2 separate regions of the Homo sapiens genome follow, and region 1 is linked to region 2. Evidence: chromatin loops called from intact Hi-C (ENCODE). Cell type or tissue: mammary epithelial cell. All regions are shown on one strand.

Region 1 (8,000 bases), 510 kb after region 2:
GCGGGCAGGCTTTGGGGACATTTTCGGGAGGGAGGATCTCCTAGGGCGGGCATCCTTGCGAGACGGGGTGGGGCGAATCCTCCCGGGTGGGCATCGTGGGGTGGGGGTGGGCGTTCCGCGAGGGGCATCCTCCCGGGCGGACGTTGGGGGATTCTCGGGGGAGGGAGGGGCGCGGGGCGGGCGTCCCGGGGAGGGAGGGGCGTTGCGCGCGGACGCGGGCGGGGCCTGGGCCGCTCCGTCCCCTCCCCCCGCCCGCCCCCCGCGCTTCCTCTGCTTTCGGTTTCGCTTCCGCCTCCAGCGCGAGCCCCGCCGCCGCCGAGCATGGACGACCCCGACTGCGACTCCACCTGGGAGGAGGACGAGGAGGATGCGGAGGACGCGGAGGACGAGGACTGCGAGGACGGCGAGGCCGCCGGCGCGAGGGACGCGGACGCAGGGGACGAGGACGAGGAGTCGGAGGAGCCGCGGGCGGCGCGGCCCAGCTCGTTCCAGGTGCGGCCCCGCGGCGCGGAAGAGGCCTGGGGTCCCCGGCGCCCCCCGCCCGGCTGCGTGGACGGGAGACCCCCCCATCCCGGGCGGAGACACCTGGAGCCTCCTGGAGCTCCCGCAGCCCCGGGGACCCCCCCCCAGACCGGCCGACCCCCAGCCCCAGGGCCCGGCGGGGAAGTGCGGGGGCCGCGCGTGGGTGACAGCGGAGCTGAGCCTCCCGGGCCCCATCGTGTGTGGGCGCCGTTCCCCCCGGGGGTGCCTCGGGCGCGTCCCGCCCCCAGCCGCCGTGGCCGCCCCTGATGGAACCCCTCCCGCCTCGGGCCCGCGCCTCGGCCTCCTGGCGGCCCCTGCGCAGGCCCCGCGGCCTGGGGCTGGGGCTGGGGCTGGGGCTGGGGCTGGGGCCCGGGCCGGGTCTGGCCTGGGAGGCTTCGCGTCTGCACCTGCGGGAGCCCGGGGCGGGCCGACGGGGCCTCCGCTTGTTACTTTTGTTACCGCCGGGCGCCTGTCATCGCCGGGGTTACTTTTGTTGCCGCGCTGGGAACGCCACACTGTCGCAGTCCGGCCCCCCTGTCGGGGAGCTGGGATTGATCTGGGAGCGGCCTTCCAGCTGAGCTGCCCGGGTTGCGGAGGGCCGGGAAGTGCATGGAACTCGACGGCTCCGCATGGATTCTCCCCTTGGCACCCAGCACTGTTTGCGTTTGCGCCTGGCCATGGTGGAGCGGGCAGTGAGAGAGCACGGAGGGGCTCCGCCCTGTCGCCGGGAGGGCAGCGGCCAGGCAGGCTGGGCAGGGGGGTGGGGTCTGGCTCTGTCCCACAGGACGGTGTGACCCCTGGGTGGGCTCTTGACGGGCTTTCCTCACTGGAGTTCCTCAGGCCGCTCTCCTGAAGCGGTGCTCAGAGGCCCTGACCATCCTGCCAGGCGCCCGTGACCCCTGACCTCTTCCCTCTGCCTCCTGCTGTGGCTTCTGTCCACAAGCCCCTCCCCTTCCCCTTTGGACCCCTCAGGCCTCCCCAGCTGCCTGCGCTGGACCCTGGCGGGGCTGTTTCACTTTTTCCTGGGCAGTGTCATGTATGCACCTGTGGGCTGACTGTGTGGCCACATCCAGTCAGGACCCAGCCTCCAGAACTGACCCAGGGAGGCTCCCGCTGGCCCCAGGAAGGAGAAGTAGAAACTGATGATCAGGCGGGGCGAGAGAACCACACCAGCGGCCCTGTTGAGAAATCAGGCCGAGAGGTCGGTGGCGGTGGCTCAGGCCTGTAATCCCAGCACTTTCGGAGGCCTGGGCAGTCGGATCACCAGAGGTCAGGAGTCCAAGATTAGCCTGGCCAACATGGTGAAACTGTTGTCTCTACTAAAAATACAACATTAGCCAGGCGTGATGGGCACCTGTAATCCCAGTTCCTCCAGAGATTGAAGCAGGAGAATCGCTTAAACCTGGGAGGTGGAGGTTGCAGTGAGTGGAGATTGCCTGGGAGGTGGAGGTTGCAGTGAGTGGAGATTGCCTGGGAGGTGGAGATTGCATGAAGCTCCATCTCGAGGGGAAAAAAATAAGAAAGAAAAATCAGGCAGAGAGGCAACGCCAGGTCCCAGCTGGAGCTCAGCGGGGAGCCAGGGGATACAGTGGCTGACCGGGCCTCCTAACCCCCCTTCTAGCACTCCCCCAGGATCCTGGGTCCCAATTGTTGCCCTGGACAAATACGCCCATTCCTGCCCTACCCACCGAGTGAGGCTCAGCCCCAGGCCCCCCACCCTCATCACAAGGTCAGGGCTGTGTCCCACCATCCTCATCACTAGGTACTTCCGGCCCTTTGCTCAGCCCCATGATGCTTGGCCTGCAGAGATGGGGGCTGAAGGGCTTGGGGCATCAAGGGGACCTGACATCTTGCTGAGAAGCCATCACTAGACAGGGCTGGAGGCTGGAGACTCAGGGCCTGCCCTCACCGTGGCCAGTGAGGCGTGGGGTTGGGCAGGGAAGGGGCATTCATTCATTAGACCCTGCCAGAAGCACCTGGGTCCCCTTCTGGGGCTACAGGTGGTGAGGCCACTGCCCCCAAGAACACAGCCTGGTGACTTTAGTGTACAAAGCAGGGGGAGTCTCCAGGGGCACAGAACAGAGGCTAAAGCCAGGGTGGAGGTGGCCAGCAGGCCTAGGAGGAGGAGAGGGTCAGGGCCACACCCCAGGGGAGGTGCATGTCAGCCAGGGGCCACCCTAAGGTGGAAGCCAGGAGTCCCAAAGGGGCCTAGAGAAGGAGCAGCCCCCCACCTGGCTACCGCAGCCCTCTCTGGTTCTGTGCAGGGTATTGGGATGCGTTACTGAGGCCCAAATCTGCCCCACTGGGAACCCCCAAAAAAGAGCCAGGGCAGGAGAATGAGAGGGAGGAGCCATGAAACCCCCGCCCTTTAAAGACAGCTCTGTGGCAGCTGGCCCAGGCCCTGCAGCCCTCACCACGTTGGGACTCACTTGGGGGTCTCCCATGGGGGTCCTAATCCCATCTCTTTTCTTCCCAGTCCAGAATGACAGGGTCCAGAAACTGGCGAGCCACGAGGGACATGTGTAGGTATCGGCACAACTATCCGGTACGTACCTGCCCCTGCCCCGGGACACAGAACCCTCCCGCCAGCTGCTCTTCTCAGGCAGAATGTCCCAGGTTCTACTGGAAGGCTGGCCTGGCTTGCTGTGCCAGGGCCACAGTTCTGGGCAGGACCCTGCCTGGGGCACAGCCTGGTATAGATTCAGAGCCCTGCCCTTCCCCTCTCGCGGGAGACCGGGGGCATCCCCCTACTTTTCTGAGCTTCAGCACACCGTCGCCTTGCAAACATGGCCATAGTGCCAGCCTCGTGATGCACACGTGTGGGGTCCGTGATACCGCCCACACAGCACCCCACCCCCATGCCAGCCCTGTCTCCTGCAGGTTGTCCTCAGCCATTACCCTCCACACCCCTGAATCACGGAAACCCCTGTGCTGCCTTCAGGGTGCTGAGGAGGGGACCTGCCAGGCCTGGCCTGGCTGGCGAAATGGGGAAGGGGGGTCCCTGGGGCTTGGAGGCAGCTGCTGTCCTCTGAATGGCCCCCACCTGCAGAGTGAGGAGCCAGGCGGGCTCTTGGGGTATTGGGCCAGCCTGGAGGTTTGCAGATGCGCCTCCCCGAAAGACACGGAGGGCCCCAGGGCAGCTTGTGTCTGATGGATCCCTGCTGTCCCCTTTCTCTGGCTCTTCAGGATCTGGTGGAACGAGACTGCAATGGGGACACGCCAAACCTGAGTTTCTACAGAAATGAGATCCGCTTCCTGCCCAACGGTAGGTGCCTCACAACCACTGGCAGCCGGCGCTTCCATCCTTGCCTGGCAGGGGTGGTCCACTGGGCCCTGGTTTGGGATGTACCCGGCGATTACCAGGGCCACGGCTTTCAAATAGCCCCACAGTGCCCCCTGGAGGCGGCCAGAGGGACTCCAGGATCCCCGGCTTGGGATCTCCGCAGTGGTGTTTGGGTCGGGGTGGGCTATCTCTGTAAAGAGCCAGAGACTGAATATCTGCAGCTTTTCAGGCCACACAGTCTCTATCAAAACTACTGAACTCCTGCACGACCTCATGAAAGCCACATGTAAACCAACGAGCTAAGGATAGCTTTTATATTTTTAAATGGTTGCAAAAAATTAAAGTAGAGGCCGGGCCTGGTGGCTCACGCTTGTAATCCCAGCACTTTGGGAGGCCAAGGCGGGTGGATCACAAAGTCATGAGTTCGAGACCAGCCTGGCCAATATGGTGAAACCCTGTCTCTACTAAAAATACAAAAAAAATTAGCCAGGTGTGGTAGCGTGCGCCTGTAGTCCCAGCTACTCAGGAGGCTGAGGCAGGAGAATCGCTTGAACTTGGGAGGTGGAGGTTGCAGTGAGCCGAGATCTCGCCACTGCCCTCCAGCCTGGGCAACAGAATGAGACTCTGTCTCAAAAAAAAAAAAAAAAAAAAAAAAAAAAAGAACAGTGTTCTATTACTTTGATATTATAAGAAATTAAAATTTCAGTGTCAATAAAGCTTCACGGGCACGTGCCCACACCTGTTTATGCACGTGCCGGGCTGCAACGTGAAACAGAGACTGGGTGGCTGCACAAAACACTGTCAGGCCCCCATCTCAGGAGACTGTGCCTGCCACATCATGGGACTGGGTTCAGCTGGGGGCTGTGTTTGAGGACAGATTTCTGTGGCTGACGGGCCACGCTTTTGCAGGAGGCACTGAGGCCCCCTCCTGTACAGACAGGTCCTGGTCGAGGACCAGTGGTTCCCCCAGAGGGACCTTCCGGGCTCTCAGTGGGGTTTGCCGCCAGCCAGCAACAAGGGTCCAGGTCACAGATGGCAGCAGGGCAAGGGCTGTGCATCGGAGGAGGGATGGGCAGCCCCACTGAGCCTAGCACCCTGAAGAGCCTCAGGAGATGAGGGCGAGGAATAGCTTGGGGAAGCTGCTGGCAGCACTCTCTCCTTATGTCCCCCACCCACACCCCGTCCTCCTGAGCACGGGCAGGGTGGCTGCCACAGCTGACTTGTCCCCATGGGGCTCCCAGGCTGTTTCATTGAGGACATTCTTCAGAACTGGACGGACAACTATGACCTCCTTGAGGACAATCACTCCTACATCCAGTGGTGAGTTGGGGAGGATGGGGGGATGGGGGGTTGGCGAGGCCACAGGGGGAGGGCCCTCCCAGGCAGGAGCCCTCCCGACGCTGCTTCCTGGCACGGACTGAGCACTCCCTGCCCTTCCTGGAAGCTGGTGTCCACATTACACGGATGGACATTACTGGACATGCAAGGGCCGCTGAGGGAAGGCTCAGGTCTGTCCCCAATCTGTGGGCTCTTGGTGACCAGGGAGACAGGAAGGGCTGCACACAAGCTCCCTGAAACAGGAGAGGGGGCAGGCACTGCCTGCCAGAGGGGCAGCCTTAGTGCCAGGAGGCCTCAGTGAGCCTCAAGGGGCGGCCCCCGTCTCGGACTCAGCTGGGGCAGGGTCCTGGCGTAGTGCTGGGATGAGACTTGTGGCAGGCGTCTTGGGGACCCACAATGTGGCCCCGGAAACAGCATGCCCTGCTTTGGGGACAGCTCGCTGGGCGTCCACAGGGAGCCTCTGCTGGTGTGTGACGTGTCATGAGTGACAACACAAGAGAGGGAAGAGTGAGGAGTAGAAAGGAAGGCCCTGTCCGCCCGGGCTGGATGGCTGCAGGGCCCCTCGCTGCCTGAGTCACCTCCCCAGTCCTGCTGAGCATGCAGGCTGTGACTTACGCACCACACACCTCCTGTCCTGGGCCCTTGCACGCTCACCTGAGCTCTCCCACCCTCGCTCCTCCACCTAGCCACTCCCTCCTAGAGTTGAGCCTGGGAACCCAGAGGGGATTGGAACTGCCCCGGGCTACACAGCGAGCACCTGCCCAAGGTCTGGAAGCGGCTCTCCTAATCCCTTGCCTGAGCATCTCTTCTCCTGCAGGCTGTTTCCTCTGCGAGAACCAGGAGTGAACTGGCATGCCAAGCCCCTCACGCTCAGGGAGGTCGAGGTGAGCCAGGCCTTGGCTGTGACTGGAGGGGAAGATGGGGAGGCCTGGGCAAGCCACGCCGCTGCAGAGACGGGGTCGCCTCTGGCAGTAGGCATTTGGTGCCCCCTCAGGGGTCCCTTGGAAGGCAGAAGGGCCGAAAGAGCCTCCAGTATGATGACCTTCCCTCCCCAGTGGTCCTCACCCCACCAGGCATCTAGAGAAACTCAATTTCCGAGGCTGTTTGTCCCCATGCGGGAGTCTGGGGCTGAGCCCCTGAGAGACCCGGAGTGGCGGGACCTGCCTTTCTCACCACTGGTTTAGGCTGGAGTGGGGTCACCCAAGTGTGGAAGCTGCCCCTGAGGGATGCAGGGACTTAGAGAGCCGAGGGGCCCCTCCTGGCACTTTCCCATGGCCAGCGACTTCCTCTCAGGGGAGGGCGGCAGCCTCAGGCCCTGGTGAGAGCTCGGAGCAGCTCAGAGGAGAGATGGAGGCATGAGTGTGTCTCTTGTCACTTTACCCTAAAAGTCTGAGTCCAGGCTAGGTGCCGTGGCTCACGTTTGTAATCCCAGCACTTTGAGAGGCTGAGGCGGGTGGATCACCTGAGGTCAGGAGTTTGAGACCAGCCTGGCCAACGTGACAAAACCCCGTTTCTACTAAAAATAGAAAAAAATTAGCCAGGTGTGGTGGCAGGCAACTGTAATCCCAGCTACTCGGGAGGCAGAGGTTGCAGTGACTTGAGGTCACACCATTGCACTCCAGCCTGGGCAACAGAGCAAGACTCTGTCTCTAAATAAATGTCTGTCTGTCTGTCTGTCTAGTCCAGGCCTCTGAGTGAGTCGGGACCCACGGCCACCCCCACACTCAGGAACCGGGGCTTCAGGGATGGTGCCTGAGCTCTCCAAGGGGGTCTTTTCCAGGTGTTTAAAAGCTCCCAGGAGATCCAGGAGCGGCTTGTCCGGGCCTACGAGCTCATGCTGGGCTTCTACGGGATCCGGCTGGAGGACCGAGGCACGGGCACGGTGGGCCGAGCACAGAACTACCAGAAGCGCTTCCAGAACCTGAACTGGTGAGGCCCGGCTGCTCCCGCCCACCCCCACCCCGGCGCAGAACAGGGCCACGTCAGGTTTCGGGCAGGTCACAGAGCGCTGCTGCAGACGGAGAACTCCAGGGCTGTTTGGGCAATGGACCAAGGCCCTGAGTCCCCTCCTTGCTGCCTGTAGAGCCGGGCGGTCCCTCCCCGATAGGGTTGGTGAGAAGGTAAAGAATGCTCTTCCTGCACCCAGGAGGTGGCAGTCCACATAGAGAAGCAAGCAGGGGTGATGGAGAACCTGCAGGCGGTACAGCCAGTTCTCACAGGGTGTTCGAGGCGCCTGTACCCTGCAGGGGCCCCTTGTGGCTCTCATCCAGCCAGCTCCTCCCCACCAGGGGGACTCGGGGTACAGCCACCCTCTAGGTGATGCGTCAGCATCCCCCTAACCCCCGTGTGTCTAGGGCCCACAGGCCATTTTCACAGGGATGGCATGAGTCCTCCCCTGGGCCCAGAGAGGTAAATGGAGAGAGAGACTGAATCGTGGGCCAGGGTGGGGAGACCTCGTGGAGCCGGGTGGGAGGGCAGGCCAGGGCGGGGTGCGGCCCAGCAGGAGGGGCCCCAGCCATTGACCTCTCCTGACCCGGATCTCTCGCAGGCGCAGCCACAACAACCTCCGCATCACACGCATCCTCAAGTCGCTGGGTGAGCTGGGCCTCGAGCACTTCCAGGCGCCGCTGGTCCGCTTCTTCCTGGAGGAGACGCTGGTGCGGCGGGAGCTGCCGGGGGTGCGGCAGAGTGCCCTGGACTACTTCATGTTCGCCGTGCGCTGCCGACACCAGCGCCGCCAGCTGGTGCACTTCGCCTGGGAGCACTTCCGGCCCCGCTGCAAGTTCGTCTGGGGGCCCCAAGACAAGCTGCGGAGGTTCAAGCCCAGCTCTCTGCCCCATCCGCTCGAGGGCTCCAG
Region 2 (8,000 bases):
GAGTCCTCATGCCTGGTTATCAGAAGTTTGGACCGCGTGTTCCTGAGGATTGGCCAAGCAAATGGCTCATTTCCAAAAACTGCCCTGTGGAGAGGGGGCTGGGGGACACTCGTGACACCTGTCGGGCGGCACATGTGATGGGTGGAGCACCCAGGTTCTCCAAGCAGCAGGAGGCTCTGATGGACCCCCCTCCCCTGGCGGGGGGACGCTACTGCTAGAAGCAGCGAAGGGCCCGGTGCCCCAGGTTTCAGCTGCCTGCCTTCTGCCGTAAGTTGCCCCAGCACCTTCGTGCTTTTCAGGAGCGTAAGCTGAGCAGACTCAGTCGTCCCAGTGGTCAGTGTGGCTGGGGCAGAGGGACACACGGTCCACAAGACGTCCATGCTCTCGGAATGCTCCAGGGGTTTGGCTGTGGGGCTCCACCACCATTGCCTGAGCCCGGAGCCAGAGGCTCCTCCCACACTGCCTGGTCTGCCCCACAGAGCATCAGTGCCACGCCAGGTGAGGACAGCGCTCACCAGACAACCAGGCCTGCCGCCCCACTGACGCTGACTTCCGGACCTGCAGAACTGTGAGAAAGTACGTTTCGCTTCTTTGTAAACTGCCTGGTCAGTGGTGGCAGCACAGATGGACCGACGTGGACCTCGACGCGAATGGCGGGCTCTGGGCGCTGACCCGGTGGCGGCGTAGCTCACCGAACACCCAGGGGGACCAGAACTCTCTGCCTTCCACTCAGTTGTGACTTGTCTATTTTTAAAATGTTAAAAAAAAAAAAAACCCACAAGGTGCAGTGGCTCACACCTGTAATCCCAGCCTTTGGGAGGTTGAGGCGGGTGGATCGCTCAAGCTCAGGAGTTCGAGACCAACCTGGCCCACATGGTGAAACCCTGTCTCTAATAAAAATACAAAAATTAACCGGGTCTGGTGACACATGCCTGTAATCCCAGCTACTCAGGAGGCTGAGGTAGGAGAACTGCTTGAACTCAGGAGGCGGGGGCTGCAATGAGCTGAGATCAAGCCACTGCACTCCAGCCTATGGGATAGAGTGAGATTCCATCTCAAAAAAAAAAAAAAAAAAAAAAAAGTTTAAAAAACCCTACCCCTGCCAAATGCTTTTCCGAAGTAGCCGTGCCATTGGTGTTTCCAACTTTGCCTGGCACCTTCCATCGTTTGCTAAGTTCCAGCAGGTGTATTTCATTTGCATTTCCCTCATGAATAATGGTGTTGAGCAGCTTGCCATGGTGCCTTTGCTGCCTGTGACCTCTTTGGTGAAACATCCGGAGGTGTCTTCTGCCCACGTGGAGGCGCAGCCTGGGCTCTGCCGCCCACCTTTCACCCGAGGAGCCTGCAGCACGTGGAGAGCATCAGGGTGTGCTTTCTTTACAGTTTGGGGCTTTTTTGAGACAGGGTCTCGCTCTGTCACCCAGGCTGCAGTGCAGTGGTGCCATCACGGCTCACCGCCAGCCTTGACCTTCACCTCAGCCTCCCAAGTAGCTGAGACTACAGGCATGCACCGCCATGGCTGGCTCTTTTTTAATTTGTCTTTTTCTAAAGACAGGGTCTCACTGTCTTGATTAAGCTGGTCTTGGAACTCCTGGGCTTCAAGGGACCCTCTCAGCTCGGCCTCCCAAAGTGCTGGGATTGCAGGTGTGAGCCATCATGCAAGTCTGGGGTTGTTTTTTTTTTGCTAAACAGGATGAATAGAAATCTCTTTTGGGGGATCTCTTAGTCCAAATCCTTTAGCTGAATGCGCGTGTCCCGGTGAGGCTGCTCCTCTAGATGCTGCGGGCATTTTGCAGACGTCCCACCAACTGCCATCAGCGACCAATTAGAAGATAGGGACAGCTGCACATGTCACACAGCCCTTCTGACCTTGTGTGTGCTTCAAGTCCGAGATTCCTGACACAAAGCAGCGTGTGCCCCCCCACCCACTCTGTGGCCACAGCTGGAGTCCTGGGCTGCTGGGTGCTCCAGGTGCCATACCCCACACACGCATAGAGCCCGTGGGCTGGCAGCGGGCACCCACAGTGGCCTCTGCAAAGCCTGCCTGGCTGCGGCTCGTTTCCTCACTGCAGCATGCTCATAGGAATGTGGGAGTTTCGCTTGAAGTGTGGGTAAAGAGTTCTGGGGTTGTTTGAGCCATCCCAGGCCACAGGGCCTCCAGGAAGTGGAGGAAATGGTAAATCCAGGGTCCTCTTGGCCACTGCGTTGGCCTCTGCACACTTGGCCCCTGCGGACCCTGGGGCTTCTGCTTTACTGTCTGTGACATAAACAAGTGACGCTTGCCACCTTCTTGCCGGGAAAGCCAGGCTGGGTTTTCTCATTTCCACCTTTTCCCTGTTTTACACGAGGGCACGAGGATGGGGCTGCAGTATCAGTGACGCACCTGTCACCAGCGGGCCACAGAGCTTTGTGTTAGCCCCTCTCAAGCCCTTTAGCTTCTGGAACCGTTTAAATTCTTAAAAATTATACAGGACCCCAAAGAGCTTTTGTTTATGTGAGCTTTATCTATTGACATTTACCATACTAGGAATTAAGAGGACATTTAAAATTATTTAGCTACATAAAAATAACAATAACAAACTTACTACCTGTTAACACACATTTTAAAATGAAAAGTGGCTACATTTTCCAAAACAAAAAACGTGAATCTTTAGCTCAATCAATGTTTCAAATGGAAGCATTATGACAGTCAAAAGCTGGCAACTAAACATAACTGGCACAAGCTCTGCCACCGAGACAATGGAGGCCTGAGTAGTAGGCTCCCTGCAGAATGAAAGGACTGGAGCTGCCAGCATCAACACCAACGCATCTCCCAACAAGGGTGAGTGAAAACACACACCTAAAGACCTCAGAGAGCACGTAAGCACACAGCTGTGCATCCACTCTGAGGGTGAGCCACCAAGCACACGGTGACCCCGGGGAGCGCCCGAAGGGAGTGAAGTATCTGAAGGAAAGAAGGAAGTGAGCGATGGGCAAAGGAGAACCTGAGGACCCTGGCACAGTCTCAGCTGCAAACATCTAGTCTTGCTTAACTGGGGTGCAGAGGCCACTGCACCTCAGGGTTCTCACGAAGCGCCTGACCTCTCTATTTTATTACTATTATTATTATTATTTTTTTTTTTTGAGAAGGAGTCTTCCTCTGTCGCCCAGGCTGGAGTGCAGTGGTGCAATCTCGGCTCACTGCAACCTCCACCTCCCGGGTTCAGGCGATTCTCGTGCATCAGCCTCCTGAGTAGATGGAATTACAGGCATGTGCCAGCATACCTGGCTAATTTTTGCATTTTTAGTAGAGTCGGGGTTTCATTCACCATGTTGCCCAGGCTGGTCTTGAACTCCTGGCCTCAAGTAATCCGCCCGCCTCGGCCTCCCAAAGTTCTGGGTTTACAGGCGTGAGCCACCGCGCCTGAGCCCTCTAAGAGCCCCCGCCTGGCGTCGCTGTAGGCAAATCCCAAAGAACGTGTCCCTTCAGCAGCCGGCTGGGGCGCCACAAACACTATCTGTTGTCTTCGCTTTAGTTTGTGTCAAAGTGACTCAAAGTTACACAACACTGGCGGGCGACTGCCGCCTTTTTACCCTGTGGCCTTTCCCATCCAGGCGTCCAGAGGGTGAGCCCCTGCCCTCCAGGACCCCTCCCTTCCAGGACCCTACCCGTCTGGGACTCAGGCCTTCCCTGACTCCTCCCTCCCGGACTCACCCCTCCCAGATCCCTCCCCTCCGGGACCCTCTCCCCTCCCGGGCCCCCTCCCCTCCGGGAACCCCTCCCCTCCCGGACTCACCCCTCCCAGATCCCTCCCCTCCAGGAGCCCCTCCCCTCTCGGGACCCCTCTCCTCCCGGACCCACCCCTTCCTGACCCCTGCCCTCCCGGACCCCTGCGGGACTAGATGTATACAGCTGAGACCATATCACGGTTCTCACCCTCGCTCTACCCTCCCGGACCCCTGCTCTCCCGGACGCGTGGACTCCAGCTCCCGCCTGGGTCCCCAAAGCGCTGAACCCATGGTCACTTCTATGCGTAGCCCTGGTGCCCGCCGCCCACAGCCGGACCGCACTCCTCGGCCTCCGCCTAACCCCTGGCTCAGCCACACGAGTGACAGCTCTGCCCGCCCGGGCGGGCGACGCCGAGGGGTGGGCTCGGCCCCACCTGAGCAGTTCCCCAGCGCCCCTCTGAAACCCGCCTGTGGTCCCTGGCGCCGCCTCTAGGGGCCGCCGCCGCTCCCCTATGACACAGCAACAATAGGGGCCGCTCTGGTCCAAGCGCCCTGCGGCCCGCGCTTCCGCCGGAAAAGAGCCGCCGGCGCGGGGGCGGACCGGGGAGGAGCGAGTGCGATGGACGGTCGCCCTCGCCAATCGTTGGCAGGTTAGAGCCGGCTGCGCGGCTTACGGGGCTCAATCGGCGGCGAGAGCGGCAGGCGGGGCGGGCCGAACGCGGGTTTCCGGCGGGGCCCGGCAGGCGCCGAGGAGGAAGAGCGAGCCCGGACGGCGCCTCTCGAACGAGTGTGGGCGCGAGGCAGGTGCGGGAGTCGCCGGGCCTGGGGCGGCCGGGGGCGACCGGAGGCGGGGGCAGGGGCTGCTGGACCAAGGATGGGGCGGGGGCAGCCAAGACGAGAAGGTGGCCGGCGCGGCGGGTGGGGCCTGCGGGGGCCGGGCCGGGCGGGGGTTCTGGGGTCTCGGGCGCCGCCCCGGTTCCGCCTGCGGCTCTGAACGTGGGGCTCGGCGGGAGCTCGGGCGGGTCTGCCCCGCGGAGCGGGTCGCCGGGGTGGCGCGTCGAGGCTGGTGCCCCGCGGAGACGGCGTCAAGCCTAGGGCCGGCCCCACTAGGCTTGGCGGGGCTGCCCCGGCCCAGCGCCGAGTGCGGGCGGTGCGATCGTCGTGAGCGGGGCAAACGCGGAAAGGCAGCCCGGCGTGTCTGAGTCTGCCTTAGGCAGCTCTGGGCGCAGGCCCCCTGCTCGCAAACACCCCAGGGGGCGGGAGCTTGCCGGACCGCAGGCGACAGTGACCGCCGCGTCTCAGCGTCCTCTCCGCGCTTTCAGGATGACGACCTCAGGCGCGCTCTTTCCAAGCCTGGTGCCAGGCTCTCGGGGCGCCTCCAACAAGTACTTGGTGGAGTTTCGGGCGGGAAAGATGTCCCTGAAGGGGACCACCGTGACTCCGGATAAGCGGAAAGGGCTGGTGTACATTCAGCAGACGGACGACTCGCTTATTCACTTCTGCTGGAAGGACAGGACGTCCGGGAACGTGGAAGACGTGAGTGTCCCTGAGCCGCAGCAGCAGGACAGGCGACTTCTCGGGCCCTCGGAGTCCTCGCTTTGGAGTTCGCGGTGGGGGCTTGGCCGCATCTGGGGACCGCTCGTGGGGCCGTCATCGACTGCCCTGCTGATGGGTCGTCCTGGTTTCCGCGGTGACAGGGGCATCTCGGCCACTGTGTATCTTGAACTGTCCGTGTGAGGTGCCTGGGTTGGAGGTGTGGCCCTGGAGAGCCCGGAGCTCTGTGCCTGGCCTTGAACTGTCCGTGTGAGGTGCCTGGGGTTGGAGGTGTGGCCCTGGAGAGCCTGGAGCTCTGTGCCTGGCGGCTTCACTCAGTCTTCTTTGTTTTTCAAACTCTTAGTTGTTCTTTGTTACATTTGAGAGCAGTTCAGCGTTGACTTTTTAACTACTCTGGGAATGTTGTTTCCAGCACGTCTCAGAAACCCCGTTGCCATCTGAAAGGCCCCTTTCCCTGCTCTCTCCCCCGGCCTTGCCTTTCATGGGCTGTCTCTGACCCTGGCTTCTCTGCCTTGTGGAGACCCTGCCAGCGAGGGGTCTGGCGGCTTAGCTGCCCCTTGCGCACCCCACCCGGTTAGACCCAGGGCTCAGTACGCTCTCCTGAGACTGGGCACAGTGATGCCATCTGCGCCACTGACTCTCTCTTCCCCTGGCTTGCCAGGACTTGATCATCTTCCCTGACGACTGTGAGTTCAAGCGGGTGCCGCAGTGCCCCAGCGGGAGGGTCTACGTGCTGAAGTTCAAGGCAGGGTCCAAGCGGCTTTTCTTCTGGATGCAGGTATGGGGCAGGCCTTGGGGTTGTGCCTTTTTGTTGCCCTGCGATTCGGTTAGGAACTTGCTTACAGTGTGGTGCAATTGGCTTTTATAAACCAGCAGGCGCCGGCCACACCCGGCCACACGGCCTGAGATGCCACCTCAGGGCTGCGGTGCATGCTACCTGGGGCCGAGGTCCTCTCCCAGAGTACGGAGGCTCCAGGCTGGGCTGCGGGCAACCGATTGCGGTGTGAAATTTCCAGGCAGACAGACATGCTGGCCCTGGTTCTAACGATGCCCAGTGCCCTCTCTCTGCCCCTTGCCGTGGGTCACTGAGGCCCCCACAGCAGAGGCAGAGGCCCCTGTGTGGCTTCCCTGCTGGTGCTCACAGAAACGAAGCATCCTGCTCACACTTTCCACAGTCCTGCCCCTTCCCTGGCAGTGTGTCCTGGAGGCCAGGGGTGTCAGTGCCCAGGGTTTCTCTTACCCACAGCTGCAGAGCGTCTTTTGGGTCTAGAGGCCGCTGCTCATTCTGCCATCTGTCAGTGACCATTGAGCTTGTTGCCGTTTTTTGTGCTGTTACAGGCAGTGTTGCAAAGAATTTCCCGGTACACAGATCATTTTCCATAAGCCAGTATCATCTGTAGGTGAAAACTGGTGGCGGGCCTGTGGTCAGGAAGCGTGTGCATGCGTTTGCAGTGTGGAGAGAGAAGGCCATGCTCTCTGCCAGAGGTGGAGCTGCTGTCCCCACCCCACCCCCCTTGGCACTTTCAAGAGCAGGGGTGGCCCTGGCTGAGGTCTCTGTGGAGCACATGGTCTGTGTTGCTGGTCACCTGTGCAAGTAGTGTGCAGCGGCCTGAGAAAATGAACAGGCATAGCCAAACTCCAGTTAAACTTTATTTGCAAACACAGATGGCGGCCACAATTTGCCACCTGCTGGTGTAGAACGTGTTTTTCCACGGTTTTGCCAAGAAATAGTGTCCAACTGTTACCACCATCTCCCTTTTTTCCCCGATTTTCCTGTTGGTGGCTTTTAAGTCCCCCGTCCCTGCTTTGCCATGAGAGCAGGGACTCCCAGTGTCCCTGGCGCCCTGCAGCTTCCATAGCCATTCGGGGTGTGCGTGGGTGCTCTGCTCCCAGCTCTGTGAGCTCGCAGGTCGATGCTTCTGACACTGATCTGTGCACATGTGTGTGCACACGCGTGTGCTCGATTGTGAGCGCCTGCCGTGGCCCTGGGCCGCGGTGTGCTGAGCGGGCCAGTTCGCTGCCTTCCACTGGTTGAAGGAAGGAGACGGGTGTGTAAAGAACCGCACCCCAGAGGGCAGGAGGGTGAGAGGGCTTGGTCTGGCAGCAGCTAAGTGCCTTCGGAGCTCTAGGCTCCCCATTTGTGAAATGGGCGGAGGGGGACAGGGCACACCCGGGATTGCGGCGGATGGGGACAGGGCGCAGAGCATCGTGCTCAGGAGGCGCCACTGCCGTCCCCTCACCTGCTGGGCCGGGTCCTGTCTCCTCAGCATTGTGTGGCCAGGCACACGCGCCTCTGCGTCTCAGGTCCCTCACCTGGAAGCCAGGTCAGAGGATGGCTGTGGTGGCCCTGGGTGAGCTGGCGCCAGCTCCTGCCCTTACATGCCCTTCCTCTTGCAGGAACCCAAGACAGACCAGGATGAGGAGCATTGCCGGAAAGTCAACGAGTATCTGAACAACCCCCCGATGCCTGGGGCGCTGGGGGCCAGCGGAAGCAGCGGCCACGAACTCTCTGCGCTAGGCGGTAACTGTCACATGTGTCACGTGAGCTCAGGGTTTCCTGGGAGGCCAGAGTCTACTGTGGATGACTCGCCCCCTCAGCACAGGTTGTTTGGAAGTGGAAATAGAAGATTCTAAAAGTTAGAGACCCTGTGAGCTCCCTGGGTCACTCCCCACTCCCACCTTCACGGGGTAGGACGGGTCTGCATCCCACCGTCGCCTCACTTCAAGTGGTGCCCCCT

What was found. A loop is a pair of places that touch in the nucleus more often than their neighbours do. Peaks named below come from ENCODE experiments on the same cell type or tissue, not always from the same donor. Only the 100,000 strongest peaks of a DNase experiment are listed, where the experiment ranks them.
Region 1: a loop joins it to region 2, with 15 times the contacts of the local background. A loop is called at or near these places in 28 of 110 quality-filtered maps.

Annotation. Positions count from the first base shown.
Region 1 is chr20:62,804,539-62,812,538 of GRCh38, forward strand. It overlaps OGFR (opioid growth factor receptor), which reads left to right and starts at 297. Exons shown (of 7, transcript NM_007346.4): 1 at 297-492; 2 at 2,999-3,067; 3 at 3,709-3,787; 4 at 5,047-5,125; 5 at 5,961-6,027; 6 at 6,924-7,072; 7 at 7,692-8,000. The coding sequence starts at 322. OGFR-AS1 (OGFR antisense RNA 1) reads right to left here and starts at 1,049. Exons shown (of 3, transcript NR_102430.1): 1 at 930-1,049. RefSeq lists an enhancer at 70-975 and silencers at 491-560, 641-790, 851-1,020, 1,171-1,230, 3,972-4,021. In mammary epithelial cell, a CTCF peak has its summit at 3,933 (motif pointing left); no DNase peak of the experiment used is centred here; H3K4me3 peaks cover 1,859 bases.
Region 2 is chr20:62,298,538-62,306,537 of GRCh38, forward strand. It overlaps ADRM1 (ADRM1 26S proteasome ubiquitin receptor), which reads left to right and starts at 4,460. Exons shown (of 10, transcript NM_007002.4): 1 at 4,460-4,512; 2 at 5,031-5,244; 3 at 5,924-6,040; 4 at 7,660-7,783. The coding sequence starts at 5,032. RefSeq lists silencers at 3,970-4,089, 4,110-4,569 and an enhancer at 7,249-7,752. In mammary epithelial cell, CTCF peaks have their summits at 3,449 and 4,214 (motif pointing right); DNase peaks (open chromatin) are centred at 3,494, 4,324 and 7,634; H3K4me3 peaks cover 3,173 bases; H3K27ac peaks cover 1,824 bases.